7 separate regions of the Mus musculus genome follow, and regions 1, 2, 3, 4, 5 and 7 are each linked to region 6. The links are chromatin loops, found by intact Hi-C in ENCODE. Cell type or tissue: heart. All regions are shown on one strand.

The links. Hi-C counts contacts between places; a loop is a spot of excess contacts. Peaks named below come from ENCODE experiments on the same cell type or tissue, not always from the same donor. Only the 100,000 strongest peaks of a DNase experiment are listed, where the experiment ranks them.
Region 1: it touches region 6 in a loop (7-fold over the local background); 32 of 42 quality-filtered maps call a loop at or near these places.
Region 2: it touches region 6 in a loop (4-fold over the local background); 10 of 42 quality-filtered maps call a loop at or near these places.
Region 3: it touches region 6 in a loop (7-fold over the local background); 28 of 42 quality-filtered maps call a loop at or near these places.
Region 4: a loop joins it to region 6, with 4 times the contacts of the local background. A loop is called at or near these places in 16 of 42 quality-filtered maps.
Region 5: a loop joins it to region 6, with 3 times the contacts of the local background. A loop is called at or near these places in 2 of 42 quality-filtered maps.
Region 7: a loop joins it to region 6, with 3 times the contacts of the local background. A loop is called at or near these places in 4 of 42 quality-filtered maps.

Annotation. Positions count from the first base shown.
Region 1 is chr7:16,505,846-16,509,845 of GRCm38, reverse strand. All of the region lies in intron 5 of Arhgap35 (Rho GTPase activating protein 35), which reads left to right. Among named protein-coding and RNA genes, the nearest start is that of Npas1, 31 kb to the right of the region's middle. In heart, a CTCF peak has its summit at 2,379 (motif pointing left); a DNase peak (open chromatin) is centred at 2,345.
Region 2 is chr7:16,386,458-16,390,457 of GRCm38, reverse strand. It overlaps Sae1 (SUMO1 activating enzyme subunit 1), which reads left to right and starts at 2,562. Exons shown (of 9, transcript NM_019748.3): 1 at 2,562-2,817. The coding sequence starts at 2,708. In heart, a CTCF peak has its summit at 2,457; a DNase peak (open chromatin) is centred at 2,597; H3K4me3 peaks cover 1,890 bases; H3K27ac peaks cover 1,535 bases.
Region 3 is chr7:16,491,883-16,495,882 of GRCm38, reverse strand. Arhgap35 (Rho GTPase activating protein 35) reads left to right here. Exons shown (of 7, transcript NM_172739.4): 7 at 1-1,410. Among named protein-coding and RNA genes, the nearest start is that of Npas1, 17 kb to the right of the region's middle. In heart, a CTCF peak has its summit at 2,286 (motif pointing right); no DNase peak of the experiment used is centred here.
Region 4 is chr7:16,394,256-16,398,255 of GRCm38, reverse strand. No RefSeq gene overlaps it. Among named protein-coding and RNA genes, the nearest start is that of Zc3h4, 4.9 kb to the left of the region's middle. In heart, a CTCF peak has its summit at 2,142 (motif pointing left); no DNase peak of the experiment used is centred here.
Region 5 is chr7:16,922,523-16,926,522 of GRCm38, reverse strand. Calm3 (calmodulin 3) reads left to right here and starts at 2,491. Exons shown (of 6, transcript NM_007590.3): 1 at 2,491-2,682. The coding sequence starts at 2,680. It overlaps Gm45972 (predicted gene, 45972), which reads right to left. Exons shown (of 3, transcript NR_165470.1): 2 at 3,961-4,000; 3 at 2,005-3,083. In heart, no CTCF peak of the experiment used is centred here; DNase peaks (open chromatin) are centred at 1,922, 2,412, 3,152 and 3,752; H3K4me3 peaks cover 2,670 bases; H3K27ac peaks cover 2,549 bases.
Region 6 is chr7:16,615,737-16,619,736 of GRCm38, reverse strand. The region is part of intron 1 of Gm29443 (predicted gene 29443); the gene reads right to left. Among named protein-coding and RNA genes, the nearest start is that of Arhgap35, 2.7 kb to the right of the region's middle. In heart, CTCF peaks have their summits at 614 and 2,471 (motif pointing right); a DNase peak (open chromatin) is centred at 946; H3K4me3 peaks cover 1,245 bases; H3K27ac peaks cover 1,101 bases.
Region 7 is chr7:16,375,055-16,379,054 of GRCm38, reverse strand. It overlaps Sae1 (SUMO1 activating enzyme subunit 1), which reads left to right. Exons shown (of 9, transcript NM_019748.3): 2 at 579-690. Among named protein-coding and RNA genes, the nearest start is that of Sae1, 11 kb to the left of the region's middle. In heart, a CTCF peak has its summit at 2,330 (motif pointing left); no DNase peak of the experiment used is centred here.

The sequences.
Region 1 (4,000 bases), 110 kb after region 6:
GTGGAATCTCAGGGTTGTTTTGATTTGCATTTCCCTGATGACTAAGGATATTGAACATTTTTTTAGGTGCTTCTCAGCCATTTGGTATTCCTCAGTCGAGAATTCTTTGTTTAGCTCTGTACCCCATTTTGTAATAGTTATTTGTTTCTCTCCAGTCTAACTTCTTGAGTTCTTTGTATATATTGGATATTAGCCCTCTATCGTATATAGGGTTGGTAAAGTTCTTTTCCCAATTGGTAAGTTGCCGTTTTGTCCTATTGACAGTGTCCTTTGCCTACAGAAGCTTTGCAATTTTATGAGGTCCCATTTATCAATTCTTTTTTTTTCTTTTATTTTGTTTTTTGTTTGTTTGTTTTGTTTTGTTTTGTTTTTTTCGAGGCAGGATTTCTCTGTATAGCCCTGGTTGTCCTGGAACTCACTCTATAGACCAGTTTGGCCTTGAAATCAGAAATCCACCTGCCTCTGCCTCCCCAAGTGCTGGGATTAAAGGCATGTGCCTGACCCCATTTGTCAATTCTTGAGGCAAGTGCAAAAGCTATTAGTATTGTGTTCAAGAAATTTTCCCCTGTGCCCATGTACTTGAGGCTCTTCCCCACTTTCTTTTCTCAGTTTTAGTGTCTCTGGTTTTATGTGGAGGTCCTTGATCCACTTGGACTTGAGCTTTGTGCAAGGAGATAAGAATGAATTGATTTACATTCTTCTACATGCTAACCACCAATTGAGCCAGCACCATTTGTTGACAATGCTGTCTTTTTTCCACTGGATGGTTTTAGCTCCTTTGTCAAAGGTCAAGTGACCATCGGTGTGTGGGTTTATTTCTGGGTCTTCAATTCTATTCCATTGATCTACCTGTCTGTCACTGTACCAGTACCATGCAGTTTTTATCACAATTGCTCTGTAGTGCAGCTTGAGGTCAGGGATGGTGATTTCCCCAGACCTTCTTTTGTTGTTAAGAATAGTTTTCCCTATTCTAGGTTTTTTTGTTATTCCAGATGAATTTGCAAATTGTTCTTTCTAACTCTGTGAAGAATTGAGTTGGAATTTTGATGGGGATTGTATTGTATCTGTAGATTGCTTTTGGCAAGATGGCCATTTTTACTATTTTCCTGCCAATTTATCTTACATTTTACTATTTTACATTTTCCTGCCAATCCATGAGCATGGGAGATCTTCTAATCTTCTGAGATCTTCTTCAATTTCTTTCTTCAGAGACTTGAAGTTCTTGTCATGCAGATCTTTCACTTGCCTAAAGTCACACCAGAGTATTTTATATTATTTGTGACTATTGTGAAGGGTGTTGTTTCCCTAATTTCCTTCTCAGCCTTTTTATCCTTTGTGTAGAGGAAGGCCACTGATTTGTTTGAGTTCATTTTATATCCAGTCACATTGCTGAAAATAATATTGTTGGTTGGGAGTCACTACAATATGAGGACCCGTATAAAGGGTCACACACAACATTAGGAAGATTGAGACCCACTCACTGCTCTAGGGTGACCATTGTGTGGGAGTTTTCCCATTGTCTGGCCTTAGGAGAATGTCATGTGCCTTGAAGGACCTGACCTCTTGAGGCTGCCCACCATAGGGCACGTATTCTATTATTTTTGCCAAAGGAAGCCTTGGCTCTTGTAAGGGAAAAAGGGGAAGACCCAGAAACAGCAATTCCTCTACAGCTACTGAAGGGGTTTTCGGACAGCCTGATCTACCTAGTTAGTTCCAGGACAGCCAGAACTACATTGTATAATCCTGTGTCAAAAAGAAAAAAGAAAAGGAAGAGTTCCCTTTCCAAGCATTAAGAAAGAGGTCAGATGGGCTGGAGAGATGGCTCAGCGGTTAAGAGCACTGACTGCTCTTCTGAAAGTCCTGAGTTCAAATCCCAACAACCACATGGTGGCTCACAACTATCCGTAATGAGATCTGACGCCCTCCTCTGGTGTCTCTGAAGACAGCTACAGCGTACTTACATGTAATAAATAAATAAATTATTTAAAAAAAAAAGAAAAGAAAAGAAAAGAAAGAGGTCAGACAAGAAAAGAGGTATGGTCCTGGAGCTCATCACTGCCTGACTCAAGCTTTACTCTCAAGGCTGTGTTGAGGTTATAGGCCAAGTGGCTTCCAGTCCTGAGTCCCTGCTCCTCTAATGAACCCACCCCAGCTGTGGAAGGTGCAGGGCTCAGGTTATTTACACATGGTCTGTTTTAACATTTGTTAGCCTCTCCTTTTTGCCCACCTACCAAGACTTCGAGGCAGCACTTATGTGGGGATCATCTTAGACTCATGCTGTCTCTCTAGGGGAGGTCAGAAGGAAGTTCAGGAGGCCAGCTGCTGGAGACCCAGTTCTCACGTCTTTGCTTTGCCTTGACCTGGCGCCACCTAGAGGCATGTTGAATGCTGCCACCCAACAGAATACCATTGTTTCTTGGGACAGCTGACATAGCACCTTTTTGTTTGGGGAGGGGCAGAAGAGGGTTTTGCTGATAGAAGGCTATCTCAGGGTTTCTATTGCTGCAACAAAAACACCATGATCAAAAAGCAAGTTGGGGAGGAAAGGGTTTATTCTGCTTAAACTTCCACATCGCTGTTCATCACCAAAGGAAGTTAGGTCAGAAACTTAAGAGACGAAATCTGGAGCAGGAGCTGATGCAGAGGACATGGAGAGTGAGTACTGCTTACTGCCTTGGTCCTCATGACTTGCTCGGCCCAATTTCTTACAGAACTCAGGACCAAGTCAGGGATGACTCCACCTGCAGTGGGCTTGACCCTCTCCCATAGATCACTAATTAACAAAATGCTTTACAACTGGATCTTGTGGATGTATTTCCTCAAGTGAGTCTCCTTTATCTGATGACTAGATTGTGTCAGGTTGACACCAAAACCAGCCAGTACAACTGACCCCTTATCAACTTGACACACAAACATCACTATTAAACCATAGGCTTATTCACCTTTTTCTTATGAATAATTTTTCTTATTCATCCTCAAGATCTCACATTAAAAACAACTTTAAAAGTCCCTCAGTCTTTACAAACTCAAACACATTTAAATTTCATTCCCTTTAAAATATCCAATCTCTTTTAAAATTCAGAGTCTGTTAACATTCAAGATCTTGCAATTATGGGTGCCAGTAAAATAAAAAATAAACCAAATATTTTCTTACTTCAAGAGGGAAAAATCAGGGCACAGTCACAATCAAATCAAAGCAAAATCATACTCCATCTGTCCAAGGTCTAGGGTCCTCTCACAATCTTTTGCACGCCCCAGAAGTGGTTGAGTCACTTCTCAAGCTCTGCCCTCTGCAGCACACAGTTTGTCTTCTAGGAACCGCCTAGCTCCACTCCGCTGCTGCTGCTATTCTTGGTGGTCATTTCATAGTACTGGCATCTCCAAAAACTGCTGGGGTCCCTTGCTGCAACTGGTCTGCACTTTCACTGATTGGCTCATAGGCTATCTTCATGGAGCCAAGCCTCAACTTCTCTGCATGACCCCTTCAGTCCTGCCACTGAGGCTGCACCTTCACTAATGGCCTCTCACCAAACCTCAGCTGTTCTCCATGCCTTCATATCTTTAAAACCTGAGTGACTATTACACATTACCAAGTCTGGCTGCCAACATGATGTACAACTCTGATCACCTCTGGAACATAGTTTTTGTGTGCTGACTCTCTCAGGAAACACTTTCCAAAGCATTTCACCTCAACAGTCCTGGTCCCTTCTTAATCACTGCTAATTTCTTAGCTCCAGCTAACCAGCATCGATTGTCCCAATAATGTAAAGGTTTCATTTCAGTAGTTCTGGTTTTTTGTTCATCACAGTTTACCTGAACCACAGAATCTTAATTCAAAATAGCCAATGGCCCTGTTAGAGTCTTAAATCTTCCCTCTGAAACTTCACAAGGCAGGCTGTGCTGCTCTCAATATTCTTACCTTCCAAGTTCCTAAATAACTTCTCACTGAGCTCTCGACACTCAATGGCTTTCTAGCCCAAAGTTCCAAAGTCCTTCCACA
Region 2 (4,000 bases), 230 kb after region 6:
GACGATTCCATACATACACATAATGTTATCCCATCATAGTTGCCAGCCCTCATTATCCTCTTCTATCCATTTCCTTCTCCCATCAATTGCTCTTTTAATAAACAACCACTAACTTCCAAGGTTTTTGGTATTATTTTATTTGTGAGTGCATGTGAAAGCGTGTGTGAATGTGTGTATCTCTCTCTCCTCTCTCTCTCTCTCTGTATATATTTAATTACGGTTGCTTTCAAAAGCATTGGTTGAGGAAGTGTTGTTATCATTTACAATATTGTGTGTGGTGTATGTGAGCTTATCAGTGTCTCATCCAACCTGTGGAGGTCAGAGGATAACCTCTAGTGTCAGTCTTTATCTCCCACCTTGAATAAGACCACATCCCTTTTTTGTTTTGTTTTGTTTTGTTTTGTTTTGTTTTGTTTTGTTTTACAAGACAGGGTTTCTCTGTGTAGCCCTGGTTGTCCTGGAACTCACTCTGTAGACCAGGCTGGCCTCAAACTCAGAGATCTGCCTTCCTCTGCCTCCCGAGTGCTGGGATTAAAGAGTGAGTTCCAGGACAGCCAGGGCTATATAGAGAAGCCCTGTCTCGAAAAACAAAAACAAACAAACAAACAAACAAAGAGTTCAAAGCTGGGGCTGGAGAGATTGCTCAGTGGTTAAGAGCACTGGCTGCTCTTCCAGAGGTCCTGAGTTCAATTCTCAGCAACCACCTGGTGGCTCACAACCATCTCTAATGGGATCTGATGCCCTCTTCTGGTGTGTGTCTAAAGACAGCTACAGTGCACTCACATAAATAAAATTAATAAATAAATCTTTAAAAAAAAGAGAGAGAGAGTTCAAAGCTGGGGCTGGCGAGATGGCTCAGCGGTTAAGAGCACCGACTGGCTCACATCCCTTTTTCATTGCAGCATATACCAGGCTGGGGGAGTCTGTCTTTGCTTCCTATCTCTAGGTGTGAGTGCTGGGATTGAAGACATGCTGACTACCAAATCTGGCTTTCTAAAGAACCAAATTTAAATCCTCACATTTGCAGTCCACTGGTTGGTCTGGAGCTGCTATGTAGATCAGCCTAGCCTCAACTCACAGATCCACCTGCCTCTGCCTTCCAAGTGCTGCTATTAAAGGCATATTAAAGGCATGTGTAACCATACTGGGATTTATTCTAATTTTTTTTTTTTTTGAGGTAGAGTCCTGCTATGTGGTCCAGACTGGCTTTGAACTCTGTTTTTTTTTTTTTAAAGATTTATTTATTATTATATCTTAGTACATTGTAGCTATCTTCAGACACACTAGAGGAGGGCATGTGGTTGCTGGGATTTGAACTCAGAACCTTTGGAAGAGAAGTCAGTGTTCTTAACTGCTGAGCCATCTCGCCAGCCCCAGCTTTGAACTCTCTCTCTTTTTTTAAAGATTTATTTATTAATTTTATTTATGTGAGTGCACTGTAGCTGTCTTCAAACACACACCAGAAGAGGGCATCAGATCCCATTAGAGATGGTTGTGAGCCACCAGGTGGTTGCTGAAAATTGAACTCAGGACCTCTGGAAGAGTAGTCAGTGCTCTTAACCACTGAGCCATCTCTCCAGCCCCAGCTTTGAACTCTTTTTTGTTTGTTTGTTTGTTTGTTTGTTTTTGTTTTTTGAGACAGGGTTTCTCTATATAGCCCTGGCTGTCCTGGAACTCACTCTGTAGACCAGGCTGGCCTCCAACTCAGAGATCTTCCTGCCTCTGCCTCCAGAGTGCTGGGATTAAAGCTCTGGGCAGCCATCATCACCCAGCATCAGCCTTGGTTTTTGACCCAGGATATCTTCATTGGGATATGGGTTTGTTGGTTAGATAAGTGTGGGTCTGAGCAAGGCCCAGAAAACCTTCTCCCAAGTGCTGGGATTACAAATCTGCACTACAAATTTGTTTGTTTGTTTGTTTTGTTTTTGTTTTAAATAGGAATATAGATATTAAACTCAGGCAAGCACTTTACTGAGCCATCTTTTCAGTCCTTGACGGTTTTGAGACAGGATCTCATTCGTAGTAATTCTCCTACTTCAGCCTTGTGAAGGCATGAATGCTGGGATTACAGGCACGAGCTCATAAATTTAGGTTTGCTTCTGTTAACAGGATCTCATGTAACCCAGGCTGGCCTTTAACTTTTGATTCCTTTCACTTATTTTTGTCCAAAAGCTGTGATTACAGGCATAGCCCACCATGATCAATTTGAGTCTTGCATCTTACATAAGGATTTGAGAATGTGTCAGGAGAGGAGAGGGCAGAGAGGAGTCCTTCCTCTTTTTCTGTCCAGGAGGAAAGTCTAGCTTTCTTTTGTTTTATTTTTTTCGCCTCAATAGGTAGTGAGCTCCATGTGTTGTTATTTTAAAGTAGTATCTTTATTTCACCACACCATCGATGCTGGAATCCCGGTGACAACTCGATCCAGATCCGCTTCATAAATGACCGCGTGGACATCCTCGAGGAATCAAAACACCCGCCACTTTTCTTTTTTTTTCTTTTTCCTCTCCGGGATTGATTGGCGTCTCCATCACGTGATGGGGCAGCGAGCGGGCCTTGGAGTCTTCGGTATCCACGTGGTCTCCCGCAAAGCACGGAGGTGGCACTGCGCAGGCGCGGCTCTCTGCGCAGGCGCAAGCGCGTCCCCGGTGCACGGACTCGCTGCTGGCGGTTAGCGAGAGCGGGAGCGGGTGAGCTGAAAGCCGGCGCCATGGTAGAGAAGGAGGAGGCTGGCGGCGGCGGCGGCGGTGGCATCAGCGAGGAGGAGGCAGCGCAGTATGACCGACAGATCCGCCTGTGGGGACTGGAGGCCCAGAAGCGGTGAGGGGCGCCGCGGGCATCCTGCGGGCCGGCGTGTGGGCCCTGAGGGAGTGGGTGCGGCCCTGTTGTGGAGCGGAGGCGGGATTGCTGCACTTGGGTTTCCTAGTGCTTCAGAACTGACGAATGGACGGTGTTTCTGCAAAGTACCGGAGGTGGAGATGTCCCCTGTGTAGTATTGAGAGTGTCCTTGGAGGAGGCGGGGGAGAGGGAGGATTTGAACTTGAGGCTCCCTCGGTGTCAGTACCTGGTGATGGTGGGATTTAGGTGAGGCTTGTAGGGTCTAAGTGGGGTGAGCATTAGTGCAAAATAGGGGGGTGGCGGGCTGAGCTCATTAATTTCTATGCATGGGAACCTGTGTTGGACGCCCTGGGGACTTGACAAACCCCACAGGCTCCTCTAGAGGAGTGCTTGAGGGCAAGTCCTGACAAAGGGACCCCTGGAGAGGCGCAGAGTGGCCCAATTTATTCAGCACACAGCTACAGACGTTGGGTTGTTTGTTTGTTTGTTTGTTTTTCTTTCCCCTTCCCCCAGACCAGGTTTCTCTCTGTGGCCCTGGCTGTCCTGGGCCTCGCTCTGTAGACGATCTCAAACTCAGAGATCTGCCTGCTTCTGCATCCCGAATGAGTACAGGGATTAAAAAGGCACGTGCCATCACGCCTGGCTTCCTTAACATATTCAAGTTATAAATTATATTTTGTGGGGATATGGTTGTTCATATTTTTAATTCTAGTACTCCTGAGGCAGAGGCAGGAGTATGTCTGTGAGTTCGAGGTTAGTCTGAGCTATGTAGTTCCAACACAGCCAGGGCTACCACAGTGAGATCCTGACTCAAATCAAAACAAACTCCAAAGGTAATTGTTTTTATAGCTTAGGCTGGCTTTGAACTTGCAGAGATCTTACTTGTCTTAAGTGCTGAGATAAATACATGCATCATCACACATTGGCTCCCTAGGCATTTTTGGGGGGAGCATTTTTTGGGGGAGAGGTTTTAGAATTTTATGTTTTGACTTCTCTGTACGTTTTCCATGGTGTTGATGTGGATGCCAAAGGACAACTTTGTGAAGTCAGTTCCTTTATGTAGATTTTTGAGGTCTAAACTCAGGTTGCCAGGTGTCCCCCAGGCATTTGAGACAAGCACTTTACTTGGTGAGGCATCTTACTTGGGCTCCTTGAGCATTTTTTA
Region 3 (4,000 bases), 120 kb after region 6:
CACCAGGCTGGTGCACCTCCCTTTTCAGGCACTCTGAGTGTCCTTCCCACCCATGACAAGGCAACCACAGAAGTCAGAACAATCAGGCTTGAGTGGGTGGCCAGGTCAGCTACTGCCCTTCCCAGAAAGCCCTGGAGGTGACCATAGCCTGTCACCACCCAACATCACCACGGGCTGGGTTTTGTGTTTCACATTGGGTAGTATGCATTCTGTCTGCACTGTCCCACCTTCTCATCTCTACCTTTTAAGGGATATGGAAAGGTCTGGAGCTCTGTCTGACCCCACACTCTCCATTTTCCCCAGCCAAGGCAGACAGCAGCACTAGCAGACGGTCTTAGAACCTTCACACTGTCTCTACCACTACATGGAATGACATAAAAGCAACTTGTAGGCCAGAGGGGTGGGGTGAACCCTTCTGTGGTCTGTACCCCTGGTCTAGTGGGAGGAATCCCTGAAGACCTGCATCCCCTAAGTGAGGACCCTACAGGGTACCTTGTGCTCTGCCCCCAGACCCATAGCCTTAGCAGTGGGCCAACTACAATCCTCATCTCCTAAAGTCATCTACAGATGGCAGGTGGAAGAAAGTGGTTCTCCATTCCACATCCACTGCCAGTGTGCATGGGGAGGGCAGGGGATGGACTGGGTCACTCTAGGACTGCAGCAGCCAGGGACACTGTAGAGAGGCTAAGGCTAGAGGCACTATTACCCAACCATGAAGCCACCCAAGTAGTGGAGCCAGGACATAAGTTATTGTTCACATTAAAGAATCATGTTCCCTGTGTACATTTTAAGCAAAGGAAAAGTCTTGGGATTGTATGGGAATAAAACTTGTTTGAAAATTTGGAATAGTGCTGCTGTCAGCTTATTTTTCTGGTACTTGTATTTTCTATGTTAAATGATCTTTATATGTGTTGGATTAACAAATATTTTGAGTTTCCTGAAAACAAACAGAAACATTAATGGTATTGAAGTGTGTTAGTAGTCTGGCCGTGTGCCCAAACTTATGTTTCGCAGCAAAAGTGGAAACCTGTCTGTAAAGCAAGTGTAACGATGATTTCCTGTATCATGGGGGCTCAAACCAGGACCTCTCTAGTTGCTGTTAGGAATGTCTGCTTCATTTCCAAGCTTTTTTTTTTTTTTTTTTTTTTTTTTAAATACGTCATGGGTTTCTGAGGCTCCAGCCTGTTTAGTGCATGGGCAGCCATCCTGGCAGCCAAGACATCTCTGACAGAAGTGTTTTTGTTTGGTTTTGTTTTTTAAGATTATGTATTTGCTACAAAGTATTGTACTTGTCTCAATGGGAATGGTGTTAAAAAAGAAAAAAAGACAGAAAAGGCCTTATGTGATATGTATCATAGTTAATAAATCAATCTTGTAAAAAAAAAAACCATAAATAAAAACAGGCCTGAGAGAAATGAAGGGCCGCAGTCTCCACAGCAGCCTGGGGCCAAGTGGGGACAGTCCTACCCCTCATCCTCTGCAGCCGTGTTGAGAGGACAGAAGTCGGAGAACTGCAGATGGCCAGAAGCTTTGGAAAGTTGTAAGAAGTGAGAAGGCTAGCCACCTAAAGAAGCCACAGCAAAAACATTTCCACCACCCCTGAAAATACTGAAAGAGTAACTGTGGTGCACACATGTAGTCCTAGGACCAGGTGTGCTGAGACAGCTGGTTTTAAACATCTGTGTAAGGAAGTTTGAGTGGTTGTGAGTGTGGGCACATGGCTATCACGAAGGCCCATCAAAGAACACCTTGGTGAAGTAGGATCATCCCATCATCTGGATCCCAGATGGTGGCAAGTGCTCTTTCCTCTGCCTCCATTCCAGTGCTCTAGAATACTGTAACTCAGGCCTGCTGAGATTCTGATGGATCCCCACATGCACGCTTAACCTGACCTCCCTTGACCCTTCCTTCCCTATGGCAGGGGCCTAGAAGTTCCTCATACAGGATGTCTATCACAGCACCACCATGGATGGGGAAAAAACTCCAGGCAGCCTCAAACTTCAAGCCTACCTACCTACCTCCTCCTCCTCCACCTCCTCCTGAGTTTTGTTTTGTTTTGTTTTGCTTCAGGTTTCTCCATGTAACCCTGGCTGGCCTCCTATGTGTGAGTTAGAGGCAGTTGTGAGCCGCCCAATAAACCGAACTTGGGTCCTCTGCAAAAGCAGCAAGCTCTCAATCTCTGAGCCATCTCTCCATCCCCTATTCAGTTTTTTGTGGTTTTTTGTTTGTTTTTTGAAACATAGTTTTATATGAATGTGTTTTTGTGGGTAAATGCAGTGCCTGTGGAGGCCAGCAGAGGGCATAGGATCTCCTGGAACAGGGGTTACTAGTTGTGAGCTGGGAAGAGAATTCTGGTCCTCTATATAAACAGCATGCACCTTTAGCCACTAAGCCAACTCCACCCCAAGATGGTACTAATGTATAGCCCAGAGTGTTCCTATACTTGGTACAATCCTGAATCAGCTTCCTGAGTGCTGAGATTACAGGTGTAAGCTACCACTCACATGAGTCTAGAGTTCTAGTGGGCACATCTGTGACTCTCCTATGCCCAGCCAGAATGTCGTCACCTGATTCTAGGCTGGTGCAGTGGCACGTTGGGTAAAAGTACTTGCCACCAATTCCTGAGGACTTGATCCCTGGGACCTCCACAGTTGTCCTTTTGTTTTTATTGTTTAGTCTGGAGGAGCCCTCAATATGTAGCTGAGGCTAGCCTTGAACTGATTCTCCTGCCTCCAACTTCCCAGGTAATAGGGTTGCAGATAGGCTACTCCCCACCCCATGACTAGGAAGCTCTGAAGTGTACTTAACTTGGCATTAGATTGTCTCCACTCATTTAATTCAGAATCCCAGAGCATGTGCTCTGTGCCGGGCTCCAGGAAGCACAGCCACAGGCACAGCTCTGCCTGCCCAGAGCCCACTTCTCAGTGGAATTATCAGATGCTGTCACAGCTGTGTGACCAGTGGGTCGCTCTTTAAGCTCTCCCTGAGGAAGTGACTCAGTTAACAGCATATACTGCTCTTGCAGGGATCTGAATTCCGTTACCAGCACCTACACAGGCTAACTACTGATTGCAACGCTTCTGTCCTCCATCAATCCCTGTACTTATATGTACATGCACCTAATAGTAAATCCATGAAAGGCAGCCAAACCTGGTGTTACAGGCCAATCATAGTAGCTACTCAGGCTAAGGCAGGAGAATTTCCCTTTTCAGGCCTGCTTGAGCCACCAAGGAATTAAAGGTTTAGCAAGATTATCTCACAAAACGTAAAGGGAGGTGGGTGTGGATCAGTGGTAGAGTTTGCCTAGCATGCACAGGCAGAAGGCTATGTGTTCGGTCCTCAGGGCAAAAAGGGACAAAATATTAAGCCAAGTGTGCCTATAGTCTATAGGCATGCCTATAGTCCCCACAATCAAAACCTGAGGTGGGTGGGGTGCAGGACAGAGAGATGGCTCAGCAGTTAAGAACACTGGTCTTCCAGAGGATCTGGGCCCAATTCCCAGCACCCACACATATGGCAGCTCAAAATCGTAACTCCAAGATCTGACACCCTCACACAGAAGGCAGGCAAAACACCAATGCATGTAAAATGAGCACACGTTTTTAAAAAGCTGAGGCAGGTGGATTATGAGTTTAAGGTACACTTTGAGACCTCATCTCAAAATCACTAAAAAACATCAATAATGAGAGAGACAGTCCAAGCCAGAAAAGATTTGAGTGAATCCTAGCCTGGGCGCTGAGTCAGTTGGATTAGCACACTGCGAGAATGTGAACATGAGAAGGAGAGGTGGGGGTTGGCACATCTTAGAACTCCAGACAACAGAGTCAGTTGAATGTTGAGTGCACCTGTGAGAACCAAAGCTGGACATGCCAGAATTGGCATCAAAACAACACCTGCAGAGAGAATGCACTGCCTTGTTCCATGTGGCCACCAGGGGTCAGCAGAACACCATCCTGCCCTGCTGCATACAAAAGTTGAGATTGGGAAGAAAGCACCCTAG
Region 4 (4,000 bases), 220 kb after region 6:
CGGCCGGGTGGTGGTGGGGCACACCTTTAATCCCAGCACTTGGGAGGCAGAGGCAGGCAGATTTCTGAGTTCGGGGCCAGCCTGGTCTACAAAGTGAGTTCCAGGACAGCCAGGGCTATACAGAGAAACCCTGTCTCAAAAAACCAAAAAAAAAAAAAAAAAAAGAAAGAAAGAAATAAGGGTGCGGGCTGGCAAGATGGCTCAGCGGGTAAGAGCACTGACTGCTCTTCCAATGAGTTCAAATCCCAGCAACCACATGGTGGCTCACAACCATCTGTAATGGGATCCAATGCCCTCTTCTGGTGTGTCTGAGTACTCATATAAATACATCGAAAGAAAGGAAGGACGGAAGGAAGGAAGGAAGGAAGGAAGGAAGAAAGAAAGAAAGAAAGAAAGAAAGAGAGAAAGAAAGGTAGGTGGTGGCACATGCCTTTAATCCTAGCACACCACAGGCAAAGGCTGGTGGATCTCTGTGTGGTTGAGGTTGAGGCCGGCCTGCTCTATAGAGAAAGTTCCAAGACAGCCAGAGCTGTTACACAGAGACCTGAGATCAGCCAGGGTCAGCTGGGTTCCACGTGGTAAAAGGAAGTGGTCATTGGTCTAGCTGGGCTAGATCGATAGATCTTTATCCCAGCAAGGTCATTTTTACTACTCAATGTGTTTTTGCCCAGGGCTAAATAGCAAGACTTTGTCTGAAACAAACAAGCAAAATTTTCCGTGGAAGCACTGTTTGAAACATCCCAGCTCAGCATGGTGGTATTCACCTTTATTTAGCCCAGTACTCAAGAGCAGAGGCAGCTAGATCTCTATGAGTTTGAGACCAGACTGGTTTACAGTTGCAAGACAGCCAGGGCCTTGTAGAGATCCATCACACCCTCCCTAGCAAAACGTTTTCCTAGGACATTACAGGTGACATGCTGGGCAGGTACTTCTGAGTCACATCCTCAGTACTTCAACTTGTTGGCTTTTTAAAGACAAGTGTCAAGTGGTGGGGGCACATGACTTTAGTCCCACCACTCACAAGGCACAGGCAGGCGGTCTCTGTGAGTTCAAGGCCAGCCTGGTCTGCAGAATGAGTTACAAGACAGCCGTCTACAGAGAAACCCTGTTTTCTGCAGGGAGGAGGGAACTGGGGGGGGGGACAGTATCATTTAGCATTTTGCCTTAAACTTTCTATAGAGCTAAGAATAACCCTGAACTCCTGACCCCCCCCCCATCTCCAATTTCTATGTGCTGGCAACAGAGATGTATCACCATACCTGACCTTTGCCATTTATTATTGGAGAAAAACAACAACAACAACAACAAAATGCCAGTAGACCTCCTCCCTGGATCTCCTTTTGCCTTGCTTTGTCCCTTGTATTCCCTCTTCTCTTCCCAAATTGGACTTTGCTATGCTACTGGAATAACCTGGAACTCCTAGGCTATTCTCTCTGATCTTCTAACTGAAGGTAAGACTGGAGGTGCCTATCACCATCCTCAATGCTCTCCCTATCTGGATATTTGACTGCCTCATGTAGACCAGGCTAGCCTTCGACTTCCTATATAGTGGAGGATGGCCTTGAACTTCTGAGCCTCCTGCCTCCACTTCTGGGGTACTGCGATTACAGTCAGACATCATCCCACCTAGGGCATCAAACCCAGAATTTCCTGTGTACCAAGCAAACTCTCTAACCAATCGAACTCTACCCCTGGGCTAACAAGGGTTTTCCTTTCTGGCTCTAAGGAGGGTTTTATTACATAACAGAAAGGATTCTACCAAGAAGATACCCTATTCCCTTTGAGTGAAGAAGGACCTGGTACTAGCCCCTGGAGCCATCTGGAAGAGAAAGGAACTCATCAGAACCTAGCAGTGCGGGTGCACACCTTTAATTCAGCACTGGGGAGGCAGAGACAGCTGCATCTCTGAGTTAGAGGCCAACCTGGTCAACAGAGCAAGTTTTAGGAGAGACAGTGTCTTGAAAAAAAGAGGAAAGAAAGCAATCAGGGAAAAAAGGCATTACACTAACTTGTCCCTGCTTCATGCAAACCAATTTCTCTTTCCCTCTCATTTTATAATTCAACCCAGCTTTTAGCAAAAAGGTACCAGGGAATAAAATCTAAACGGACAGATTCATCCTCTTCTGGGGGATGATGTCGCCCCCTTGAGGACCTTTGTGAAATTACTGACAAAAATTAACCAGTAGTTTTCAGTAATCAACTTTCTCCAGGGACCAGTATACCCTCCCTTAGGATCCTTTGTTTTGTTTTGCTTTGCTTTTTTGGTTTTTTTTTTCTTAAATTATTTTTTTTTTACTGTTAGTTACAGTGATGAGGGGTTTATTTCCAGGAACCAGACATTCATCATAAGTGATTACCTCATTAACAGGTAATGAAAGTCAGGCCTGGGGCAAAAGGTGAAAGTTCCAGAAACATTAAAGCAGCGCAATCAGGAGTTCAAAATCATCCTGCGGTGCACACGGCAACGTAGAGTTCAGCTGGACCGCATGAGAGCTCATCACAGAAAAGAAAGAAAGAGCGGAAGAGGTGGCTCAGCAGTCAAGAGCACTGACTGCTCTTCCAGAGGTCCTGAGTTCAACTCCAAGCAATCACATGATGGCTCCCAACTGTCTGTAACTCCAGTCCCAGGGGATCCAGTCACTGGGTGTGCTTATAGTGCACAGACATACATGAAGGCAAAACACCCTCATCATGAAGGGGTTATTCTTTTTTCTTGGTTTTTTGAGACAGGGTTTCTCTGTATAGCCCTGGCTGTCCTGGAACTCACTTTGTAGACCAGGCTGGCCTCGAACTCAGAAATCTGTCTGCCTCTGCCTCCCGAGTGCTGGGATTATAGGCGTGCACCACCACGCCTGGATTATTATTATTATTAAACAATACTCAGGGTTGACGATGGTTTGAAGATGCTTATAGAGAAGTAAGAATGGGATGTAGATTAAGTCAGTGATAGAAGTTCCTGCCGCCACCCCCCCAGTCCTGGATTCCATCACCAGCAGAGCAGAGGGAGTGGGGGGGGGAGCTTGTATGTAGCCCAGTGTGGTTTCTTATATCTGTAATCCTAGTACTCTAGATGCTGAGGCAGGAGGATTGCTTTTAGTTGCAGGCCAGGCTATGATACTGAGATACTATCTCAGTCTTTAATCCCAACACTCAGAAGATAGAGGTAGGGGGATCTCTATCCTATCCAGGCTAGTCAGGGCTCCCTAGTAAGACCTTGTCTCAAAAAATAAAAATAATTTTTGTGGTTTGTTGTTGTTGCTTGTTTATTTATTCATTTTTTTGGGTTTCCAGACAGGGTTTTTCTACGTAGCCCTGGCTGTTCTGGAACTCACTCTTTGGATCAGGCAGACCTTGCACTCACAGAGATTCCCCCTGCCTCTGCCTCCTGAGGGCTGAGATTAGAGGTTTGTGCCACCACCTGGCAAAAAATAATTATCTTAAAGTCTCTACTTTCAGAGTGCCCAGGTGGCCTCATGCTCCTGCTGTGATGCCTTCCCTGCCAGGACAGAGTCTTGTGTCTACCAGCTGAAGGTGTGACATCTCAGGGCCAGAAGAGTAAGCTCTACATATTGGGGACATCAGTGGGACCAAGGACAGCAGATCAGATGGCCCTTAAGTCATTGCTGGACAAGGAGGAGACCCAGCAACTGCTTGGTCCACCAGCAACCCTCAAGGGCCTTGGAGAGCCTGAGACAGTACCATTGCAGCAGCTCTTCCAGATGCAAGACCTAACTGCAGAGGGCCGCAAGGCTCATGGATGAGGACCTCAGTCAGGGAAGGTGACACTTACACAGCTTGCCTGCTGCGTAAGTGGCAAGCAAAAGAACCTATCACAAAGGCAGGGATGGTAAGATGTGTAGCCTAGGGATGGAGAGATAGCTTAGTGGTTAAGAGCCCCCATGTGTTGATTTTTTACTTTATGTGTAAATGTATATGTGTGTGCATCATACATGTGGGCATCCCTGGAGGCCAGCCGAGAGCGTGGGTTGACCGGAACGTG
Region 5 (4,000 bases), 310 kb before region 6:
GTAGCCTGTAAGCTAAACAGACTTCTACTGGCTGGCTTTGGGTGTCAACTTGACACAAGCTGGAGTTATTACAGAGAAAGGTGCCTTCCTTGAGAAAAATGCCTCTTTGAAATCCAGCTGTAAGGCATTTTCTCAATTAGTGATCAAGGGTGGAGGGCCCATTGTGGGTGGTGCCATCTCTGGGCTGGTAGTCTTGGGTTCTATAAGAGAGCAGGCTGAGCAAGCCAGGGGAAGCAAGCCAGTAAAGAACATCCCTCCATGGCTTCTGCATCAGCTCCTGCTTCCTGACCTGCTTGAGTTCCAGTCCTGACTTCCTTTGGTGATGAACAGCAGTATGGAAGTGTAAGCCGAATAAACCCTTTCCTCCCCAACTTGCTTCTTGGTCATGACGTTTGTGCAGGAATAGAAACCCTGACTAAGACAGACCCTTTCTTCCCCCAAGCTGGTTTTAGAAATGGCCTCTATTACAGAAATAGAAACCAAACTAAGATACCCTGACTCAAAAAAAGAGAGAACACATTTTAATGTCATTAAGTCTGTGGTTCTCAACTTTCCTAATGCTGCAAAAACCCCATACAAGTACTGGGGACTCCAAATCATAAAATTATTTCATTGTGGGCTGGAGATACTGTTCTGAGATTAAGAGCACTGACTGCTCTTCTGGAGGTCCTGAGTTCAATTCCCAGCACCCACATGGTGGCTCACAACCATCTGTAATGGGATCTGGTGCCTTCTTCTGGCCTGCAGGCATACATGCAGACAGAGCACTGTGTGTAATAAATAAATAAAAATCTTTTAAAAAATTGTTTGATTACTAGTTCAAACCTGTAATTTTGCTACTGTTATGAGTCATTATGTAAATATCTGATATGCAAGATATCTGATATGCAAGCCACAAGGGGGTCAAGACCTACAGGTTGTAAATCTCAGTTTACAGGTTGCAGACATTTAAACCAATGTCAACAAGATCCTCCCTCCTCTCTGCCTCTGCTCTATCAGTTTTATTTCCTTCTGCACTAGACACATTTTCTTTCCTGAGAGCAGATTTAAGAGATGTCCACAGGCGGCATTTACAGAAAGACTATATTCTCCCAGTCTCTCCCTCCCCACCAAAAAAAAAAAAAAAAAGTTTTCTGACCCTAGAAGTTCTCTCTCTCTCTCTCTCCCCCCACCCCCCTTCTCTGTCAGTTCTTGCCCTGGAGTGTCGATGCATGCCTTTGATTCTGAAGGCCAACCAGGGCTCAGGGCTACACAGTCTCAATAAATAAATAAATAAATAAATAAATAAATAAATAAAGGAAGGAAGAAAATGCCAACTCCCATCCTATACGAGGGCTCTGTACAGTAATGTACAGTATATACACTATGGTATACAATACAGTTGTCTCAGGTGCCCTTAGCAACAGTTCTTTTTCTTTCTGTGCCTGGAATCCCTAGAATAAGAAGTGAGTCACACTGTCTAGGTGACAAGAGAATGGTTGAGAAGTGTGATGTCACCAGCACAGCCCGGCACCAGATCTGTGCAGACAGCAGTGCCCAATTCATGTTTAATTGGCTGAATGAGTGAATGAATGAATGAATGAATGAAAACATTCTGCATCCAGAGATTGTTCTGGGTACAGATCCTGAGATCAAGAGTCAAGTCCAGATCCCCACATGTTGCTTTTGTGCGTGTTTTAGATTTGTGTTTGTTTGTTTGTTTGAACTTATTTATACAGCGCGCATGTGGAAGTCCGAGGACAATTCTTTGTGGAAGTCTGTTCTCCAAACCACCACGTGAGTTCCGGTGATCGAACTCACAGTTTCTAGCTTGCCTGCAAGCGCCTTCACCCACTCAGCCATCCCAGCAAATTGTACGCGTAGAGGGTGGAACCTTCAGGAGACCAGCGGAACCTTGAAGAGCCAACCACTGTGAAGAGCCGGTTCAGGCCAGGCTCCTAGACCCCACGATTTTGGATTAAACCATCTTGTATCTGCTCAAAGGGAGAGAGAAGAAAGTCCTTCTGCTTCTTCCCCCAACCCATTTTTATTTCCGAGCCATAGAGACAACGTATTTGCTTCTCCAACATCCACCCTGTTTCCGTCTTAGCCCCTCTATTCCTCGCGGCTCCACAGAGCCACACAGGTCGTGCTGCCCCCCGCACACCGCGCGGTGGCTCGCCCCAGTTTGACGCATTGCAGGGAAGGCCGGACCAATCGGAGTTGCGTTCTCATTTCCGCCACGAGGCGGGTCCAATAGCGGCGTGGCTCACACAGAGACGTGTCACTCTCCGTAAACCGGTGCCCTTCCGCCAGAGAGGAAAGCGGAGCGGATGCAAGGGGCCGAGAGCGCCGAGAGCGAAAGTAGTCCCCGCGGTGGGGAACGCGCGTGCGCGTGCCCGTGCGGCAGCAGATTCGCTGGGCTCTGTGGAAGGGGCGAGCCGCACGAGCCTGACGCGAAGGGATCCGTAGGAAGCCGCAGTGCAGCGGGAGCGCGCGAGCCGTCTGGGGCGGGGCCGGGCGAGGCGGGGCGCGCGCGGCGGCCGTTGAGGGACCGTTGGGGCGGGCGGCGGCGGCGGTGGCGCGCGCTGCGGGCAAAGAGTGTGGAGGCGCGGACGCGCGGCGGAGCTCGAGCTGCTGCAGCTGCTGCCGCCGCCAGAGTAACCTCGATCCCCGAGCTCCGGATACCGGTGCCTCGCCATGGTGAGTGAGGCGGCTGAAGTCGGGTGGAGACCCCCCCATCCCGGAGATGGCGAGCGAACCCTGGGAGGGAGAGGCCGGGCCCCTCGGGACCTCCCATGCGGCCCTTGGGACTTCTAGAAGCGGTTTTAGCAGCAGATGGAATTGGTAGGACCCCCAAACAGACAGTCTGAGGCTTCAAATGAGGAGCTCCAGGACATCCCCACCCCCGCCACCTCCCAGGCAGCATTCGGATCCCTCTCCGGGCGATTGGTTTTAGAATCACATCTACCCGGTCCCCGGGAGGAGGAAATAGGAAACGCCGGCGATGAAGGCTTTGGGTCCTGGAGGAATGCAGGAGGCTGCTCCTAGAGGGGTGGCTGTGGGTAGCGGAGAGGGGGACCGGTCGGTTCCTAGGGAGTGTTCTGCAGAGAGGATAGATGGGGATCCTGGGTCACTTGTGCACTGTAGACCCCGGTGGGGGAGGGGTCTCCAAGGACAAGCATTGCCAAGAGGAGGAGGAAGAGGAGAAGGGTCAGGTGCAGGCTGAGGTAAGGAGGAGCCCGAGGTGGGTGGCAGCAGAGGCTAGAAGATGCTCTTGGAGCCTGTGAGGACCCAGAAGGGGACTGAGGAGAGTTGGGGGTCGCAGAAATGTTTTTAAAGGAGTGGGGATGTGATCACGGGTAGTGTGGGGAACCAGGGAGCCTTGTGGAGAACTTGGTTGGGGGTAGCTAGGAAGGATTCTGAGGTCTAGGTTGTTGCACTAGAAAGAGAGGTTGGGGTTTGTAAGGCGTGTTTTGTTTGGGTCAGAGAAAAAACGGGGTTTCCAAGGTGAGGGCTAGGGAAGGACTTGAGTTTGGGTGGTGGGGGTGAGGTTGGACAGCCTTCTAGAGAAGTGTAGGAGACAATGAATGGTGGCTGAGGTAGGACTAGGTTTAGAGGTGGGTGTCTCCGGGGAAAGGTCCCGACACAAAGGCTGATGACTCGGGCTTGGTCATGGGCTGCAGCAGAGGACCTGAAGGAGTAGCTGTGTGCTCCCTTTGCCTTGGCAAGAATGGGGCTGGGCCAGGCTGAAGGCACTGAGGCAGTGGGAGCAGGTGGGCGGAGTTGTTCAGGGCCCTATTGCGCACTGAAGCTGCATGATACAGGACTGGGGTCAAAGTTTGGGGTGCATCAAATGATGGCTAAGCCAGGAAGCTTGGCCCCCTCATTGTCCCTTCCAGGCTAGGAGGGCTGCCTTTCTCCTCCAGCTTCATGCACCTGCTTCTCCTCACTGTGCCAAATGACAGCGCAATACAGTACCGTTTGGGTCAGTGACAGATGCCCAGTTCCATCCCTCAGG
Region 6 (4,000 bases):
TGAAAGAACTGTATAGACTGACCAGCCTAAACAACTTGGTAAAATTCTGCCTGGGGGCGGGGGTGGGGGTGGGGGTGGGGGTGGGGTGGGGGGAGGGACACAAAACAAAAACCTCTCTCATTGGTAGAGAGCTTGCCTTTTACCTGTCCCGCACCAAAAGCAAACAGGCAAACAAGCTGAGATCTGTGCTTTACTCAAATTTACATGAAATTTATTTCATTTTCCCTGCTCTCTTTTGCTTTCTGAGGCAGGATTTCTCTGTTTCCTGTGCTGCCTTTGAGTACCCAGACTATTGCAAGTCAAAGATCAATCTGGCCGCGAATTCTCCCAGTCCTCCTGCCTCTCCCTCTTAAGTGCTGGGATTATGCTAATTTTACAAATTTATAGAAATAGGTTCATCGTGAATCCTTCCAACAAAATTTGGCGTACTGTACACTAGATGTCTTGAGTCCTTCCTGGAGAGCTGTGATTCTGCTGTGATTGCGAGCACCCCTGGCTTCTTGTCCCTTCCTCATCATAGGCTGCCTTTCTGGCCAGTGGAGGAAGGAAGATCATCACTGGCAGTATTCTCCCGCAGCTTTAGCGAGAACCGGCTTTCTCGGCTCCGCGGGTAGACGGCGCTGTAGGATCATCGACCTCTTGGTCAGGATCAGCCCTGGTTCCGACCCTCTCTTTAATTCTCCGGAATAGGGACTGAATACGTCCGAGCATCGCCAATTTTTATGCAAAACTTTTGTGGTCGTGTCAATCCCCCCGCCGCCACCATCCATTTCTGCAATTCGCGTCCAGACCTGAAGCGCGTTTGGTTCCTAGCATTCTGGTGGAAGTGACCTCCAGCTACTCGGGCCTCCAGGGCTATGCTTGGGAAATCTTGATAGAGATCCAACCCAGCAGCCCGGCAGCCCGTTCTTGTCTCTGTCAGCTAATTGTTTAGTCGGATGTTTGTTTATCCTGGAGTGAAGGGGGGCCGGGTGCGCGGGGGTGGCTGCCCCAAGGGAAGCCTGCTTCCTGTCGTTGGCTTACTCAGCTACCATTCGCCTACTTAAGTCCTGGAAAGAATTGCAGAGCTGGGAAGGCCTTGCCGGATGGTGCCTTCACCCAACAACAACAACCAAACACTTCCTGAGCCCTCTCCCTTGTGCTTAGACCTGTTGGTGACATCTATGGTGATTGTGGGAGTGCTAGATCTGCGCTCTTAAGCGATAGGAAAGAATTAAGAGATAGGAATAGCCAGGCTGCGGTTGCAAATGCCTTTTATTCTAGAACTCTAGAGGCAGAGACAGGCAAATCCTCCTCTCTCTCCTCCCCGCCCCTCTCTCTGTGATACCCAGGTTCTTTGGGATACTAGAGGGGCCAGCTCCCTGACCCAGCTTGAGAGACATCTGAAAGCACAAGAGTGAGCAGACAAGGACTTTGCCTTTTTGACTACCATTAGATTGAATGCCAGCTATTCTTTTTGTTTCCTATTTAATTACTCATTAACATCTACTTATATTTGGCCTTTTCTTGTTGTTCTTCCTATTATTATTATTGGTGAAACCAGAGTCCATGTAGCCTGTGCTGGCTTGGAACTAACAATGTAGCCAAGGTTGATCTTGATCTTCCTATCCTCCTGCCTCTACCTCCAAAGGGCTGTTATTACAGGATTCCCACTGTGTGTCATCACACCCCATTTATGTGGTGCTGGTGACTGAATCCAGGACAGGCTAGATAGGCACTCTAGGAGCTGAACTACAACCCTTGCCCAGTGTTCTCATCTGTGAAGCTCCAGGATCCGGCTATTCTGAGAGAGTGACTTCAACCTGAGAAGAAAAGGTGGCAGACTTCAAAAAGGAAAAACCTGAGGTCAAAGTGAGATACTGTCTGTTCACATATTTCCCAAGAGTGGATTTGGTAGGGTTTTGTTTTTATTTTATGTGAATGAGGTGTTTGCCTGCCTATATATCTGTGTACCACATTTGTGCTTGGTGCCAGTGGAGGCTAAGAGGGCATCAGAGCCTCTGGAATTGTAGTTACAGATGATTGTGAGCCACCACGTGGGTGCTAGATATCAAACTCGGGTCCTTTGGAAGGGCATCGGTGCTCTTAAGCACCACGGCATTCCTCTGCCTTGGAAGGGTATTATAGTTTTCTGGACTCTGTTGTGGTAATACATGCACTCATGTGAGAATGGGATTCCTTTTCTATCCAAAAGAGTTAGTCCAACAAAGGTCCATTTTTCTTAAAATTTTCCTCTTTCCCTTTACCTAGTTGATCAGCCAGCCAATCGAGTCAAATTGAGAATTCGAGTTCCCATCAATGGGATAAGACAAAGTTGCTACCTCCATCAATAATAAAAGACAAAAGCCATCTCAGCCATGTATGTTCAATAGTTGAGTTTGGGTTTTGATACGCACACACAGACACATTTTTCTTGAAATTTATTTTTACAGACATGGGTGTTTTTGCTCGCATGCCTGTGCAGTTTCTGGGGAGACCAGGAGAGGGCATCATTTTCCCTGGAACTGGAATTTCAGGCAGTTGTGAGCTGGAATATAACCTGAGTCTTTGAAGAACTGCCAGTGGTCTTAACCTCTGATCCATCTTTACACCTCCCTGCAAACACTGAGTTTGCAAACCAATAATAATAGTAATAATGATAAACTGTCTGGTTGAGTTATTTTTGCTTTGTTCTTGTGTTCTTTTGTGCAACTCCAACATCATTCTTTTCCAACACTCAGGAAGCAGAGGCAGACACAGTCACACATTCAATTCCAATCTAAGCTACATAGTAAATTCCAGGGCAGCCAGGATAGCTAGTGAGAAAAATGTTAATGGAAATTATCTTTAGCCAGGCATGGTGGCAAATGCCTTTAATCCCAACACTTGGAAGGGAGAGGCAGATCTCTCTGAGTTCAAGCCCAGCCTGGCCTACAAAGCAAGTTCCAGGACAGCCAGGGCTACACAGAGAAACCCTGTCTCAAAAAACAGAAAACAAAATTAACTTTAGTTTACTCCAGACACTCTGTGCTTAGGATGGAACCGAATGCCTTGTGTATTTATGCAAGCATTCTACCAATGACTTCTGTCCTCAGCCCCAAGTAATGATCTTTATAGATGGGAGAGGAACCCACTTTTAACTGTTGATCTCTTCAGCCCACACCACAAGAACCTGCCCTCCTAACAAACTTTAATGAGAGGCTTCATTTGTTGGGGTGTTTTAAAATTTGAGCACATGTAAACTTTTTTTTCAGAATATGAAAATTCATTACTGTGTTTCCACTGTAAAATTTTATGATATTGATTTTTCCTTCTTGCCTTTGTAGAGAGCCAAAAGAGACATACATACTGGCTGCCTTAACCACCTTAAAGCAGACTCCAGGAATATCACCCACAGCATGACCTTTTTGACTTCATGAAGTTCTGGCTGCTGGATTTGGTCGAGCCCATGTAATTTTATTTAGCAATGCTTACTGCGTACTCAATACGTGTAGGTCACTCCTTTACACCCCACCCTCATTTAGAGACACAGTAGTTCCCTCTTAACTCCCCTGTTGCTTTCTGATGTTTCAGTTACCGGTGGCTAGGAGGGTCACATCCACATTTCTCTTATTACAGCGTAATATATATTCATCGTTTTTCTATTGTTGTGGGTAATCCTCTGCTAAGAGTAATCCATCAGCTATTATAGATATTAATGTATAAGGGAGATCGCCCATATTTTACTGGGTTCTAGTAGTTCGAGGATTCCCACCATGAATCGTGGCCATAGGGCCTATTATACCTCATTCGATTCTCCAAGCGACCCTTTGGAGTTCAGTATTGTTATCCCACTTTACAGATGAAAAGCCTGGAAAGAAGTGCAAGGCTGGATCGGAAACACGTGCTTCCTTCAGGCATTCCACACTCTGTGAGGCGCCGGGAAAGCCTGTCTTTCACAATCCATCCTTCCGGAGGGCTCCCAGAGGAATACAGAGTTAGAGGGGAGCCCTCTTACATCACCATTCCCCCTGCAAGCACC
Region 7 (4,000 bases), 240 kb after region 6:
TTTATTTTGATGAAAAATCACCTTCTCTGGGTTTCTTGTTGTGGAGACAAGGTTTTTGTAATCCAGTCTGGATGTGAACTTCCTGAGATCTCTCTCGCCTCAGCTTCCCAGCCATTCAGGTGACAGATACACTCCTTCAGAACGGTTTTCATCATTATGTAACACTTGTTCTTTAAAATTGCATCTTCCCTTGTCCTCTTTTTATTCGTTTATTTTGTGGTTCTGGAGAGCCATGCAGGACCTCATCCATGCACGGCAAGTGTCCTACTGACGGAGCTCTGTCCCCTGCCCCGTCCCCTGACAGAGCTCTGTCCCCCTGCCCCATCATCTGGCCTTATGCTTGAAGAGCTGCTTTCTCCACTGCGCTGCTCATTGTGGAGAGGGCATACACAACGTGCTCAGTAAAGAAGTCATTTTCTGTGCACAGTTGTTTGGGGCCAATTTTCTAGATCTGAAGGTTCAGTGGTGTTTCTGTGGTGCATATAGTGAAAATTAAGTTTTCTTTTTTTTTCCTGTCCTGTGATTGAACAAGTCCCACTACTTGGGGTCATCAGATTAACATAGCATGTGCTTCACAGGCTTCGAGCTTCCCGGGTGCTGATTGTTGGCATGAAAGGACTTGGAGCTGAAATTGCCAAGAATCTTATCCTGGCAGGAGTCAAAGGGCTCACCATGCTGGACCACGAACAGGTATGTGCCATCTGATTGCCCTGTATCTCTCAAAAGGCCGTGCTGCCAGTGCTGCTGGGCAAATCCAGGTTCAGTGCCACTGTAGGGAAACTGAGGCCTGGGAGGAGGTTTACGTGAATATATAGTCTTCAACCCCTGAGCCGCTGATTCAGGCCTGGAATGATTCGGGAATGGGAACATATAGAACATGGCTCAGTTCAGTGTGATGGCACATACCTATAATCCCAACACTCAGGAGATTGAGGCAGAACTATAAATTCAAGAGTAGCTTTTGCTATATAATGAAGGTCCTAAAAAAAGTCACAGTGGGACTGGAGAGATGGCTCATCAGTTAAGTGTACTGACTGCTCTTCCAGAGTTCACATCTCTACATACTCACATGGCAGCTTACCACTGTCCATAACTCTAAGATCTGACATTCTCACATAGACATACATGCAGGCAAAACACCAGTACACACAAAATAAAGGTATGTAATTTTTTAAAAAAATTTAAAAAATAGTCAAAATAATCTCATAGATGGCTCACCATCATTACTTTGAAAAACATTGAATCAGACAGAAGGTAGGTATATAGACTGCATATCCAGAGAACAGTGAGCATCCAGTATGAAACTGTACATCATACAGAGATACCACAGCAGTGCCCAGTTCACGTACAGCTTTCTCTGGCCTATCTTTCCTTTAGGGTGGAAGTGCTTGTTTATACATTTTCAAGCCTCACTGACATGTAAATTTTCTAGCAATTTTTTGTTTATTTGCTTGCTTCTTGGTCTTGAGGCAGGGTCTCGTGTAGTTCAGGCTGCAGTGGGACTTGGAGTGTAGCCTCAAACCCTACGAGACCTTGTCTCAAAAAACTAGAACTTTATACTATAATATGAAGAAAGCCATGAGCTTTACGTACTCAGTGCCATAACTTTTGTTTGTTAGTTTCTTTTGTGACAGAGTTTCTCTGTAGTTCCTGACTGCCCTGGAACTTGCTATGTAGACCAATCTGGTCTTGAACTCACAGAGATTTACCTGCCTCCACCTCCTGAGTGCTGGGATTAAAGGCAGGCTTGCGCTTCTCCATGCCGGGCATGAGGCTGTTGACTATGTAGGGATTGGCTGGGAGCTTTCTGTGTAGACCAAGCTGATCTCAAACTCAGAGATCAGCCTGTCTTCTGCCTCCGGTGCTGAGATTAAAAGAATATGCCGTTGATTCTGGCATTTTTATTGCTATTGAAGTAGGATTTCGGTTAGTTCAAGCTAACTGAACAGGTGAAGGTGACCTTGAACTCTGATCTTGCCTCTACTCCCCAGTGCTGATTTTACAGACATGAGCCACCACACTGTTTATGAAGCACTGGTGGTCAAACCTACAGCTTCATTGCTTGCTAGACAGATAGCATTGCCAACTAGGCCATATCCCCATCTAAAAATTAAGTTAAATCTAAGAGGAAAGTGGTATGGTGATACATGCCTGTAATCCCAGCACTCAGCAGAGGCAGGAGGATTGCTGCAAATTTAAATCCATCCTGGGCTACATCGCAAAACTCTCATACATCAAACATTTAAAAAAGAAAGAAAATCTAAGAAAATACATATCTGTGAGCAGTCAGGACAGAAGATTTTTGTGAGACTACAGTGCCCTCTAGAGGCAGGAGCACATCTGGAGGAGGATTAGTGTATGTGCCACCAAGCAGTTATCTGGCTGTGGGGCTCATCCCAGATGTGTGAGGTGGCTCTGATGTCATGTCAGAAGAGTGCTAAGGGCTGTGAAGTGTTGGGAGGCATGGGCTGATTGTCTTCCTCTACTCACTTGGAGGGCCATAGTACCTTCTCCTTGAGTGTCCTCAACCCCAGCTACACTGTAGAGAACCTGGGCGGTGATACAAATATCAAAGCACTCCAGGATTTGGAGTTAGGTGTGGTTTATAATGGACTTTCTGTAGCCTAGTGCTACTCAGCTTAACTAGCCCAACTCCCATCAGATAAGTAAATACACTATGCTTTTCCTTCCCCAATTTCCCAGAGAACACCGTTGGAGGAGAAGGTATAAAGTTGTTTGGAAGGCTGTGAAATCATGTGGACTTGGCTATAGTCCCAGCTTCTACAACTGGACAATAGACTTCTCAGACTTTGTTTTCATTTAGATGGGGGTTTTAATGCCTGTCCCTTAGCATTTTATTTAGTCTACATTCACACATCTTAGAGCACTCCCTCAGGGACCCTGAAGTCTGCCGTTCACTGAATAAAAGGTGCTTACACTCTGGTTCTCATTCTCAAAGCATTATCCAGAAGCCATTCTGGCCTCCTTAACGCAGATTGTGATATGGAGACTTGGAGAAGTTTCCTAGGGTTCTGATCTGAGTTAAGGAGGTGCTTATCAAGTTGAAAGACTGCTTTGGCAAGGGATTTTTTTTTCCTTAAGATTTTATTTACTTATCATATGTAAGTACACTGTAGCTGTCTTCAGACACACCAGAAGAGGGCATTCAATCTCATTACAGATGGTTGTGAGCAGCCACTGTGTGGTTGCTGGGATTTGAACTCAGGACCCCCGGAAGAGCAGTCAGTGCTCCTAACCGCTGAGTCAGCTCTCTAGCTCTCCCTCCGGGCTGGCAAGGGAAGTTTTAAGAGGGTCTGCTAGAGCCCTCCAGGTGAATATTCATTAAACAGTTTCAAAGAAAATGAGAAGGCAACCTGAGCAGCCTTGGCCTCTATCACCAATCAAGATGGCCTCATTATTGAAGGTGATCGGGACTCTAGATCTTCAAGGTGTGTTTGAGTGTATCAGTAATCACTGCATCAATTGTTGACTCAAGATGTAGGATGAGAAACCACTTTACAAGTGTGTTAGGTACTGTAGATGAGAGGTGAGATGTCGGGAAGTGCGCTGGTATGAGGAACAGGAGAATCTGCTGGCCCATACATGCATGAACTCAAAGCCAAGAAGAGATATAGGAGATGATTTCACTTTCTTATTCTCAGAATTACTTGAGTTCTGGGACCTGCCACCATCTGCTCGGTAGTAAATGGAGGGAAAGGAGGTTAGGTCCTGGTTACTTGTGGCCTCCGTCTTGGCAAGGAGTCCAGGTCCTTGCCCTTAGCCAGCTTACTGCAGGGCTACATGCAGGCCAGGAATCCACGTGAAGACAAGGTTTTGACTTGGGCGATTAATGTGTTGTTAATGGCTTATCTCCAAAAGGTGGTAGATAAGAACACTCAGTGATGAGGTCTGGTGGGTCTCCAAGAAGCTGTGACTTTAATAGACTGAGGTGGATGGCTGGAAGGCAGTCTGCACCAAGAGTGACTTGAGAAATGACGCC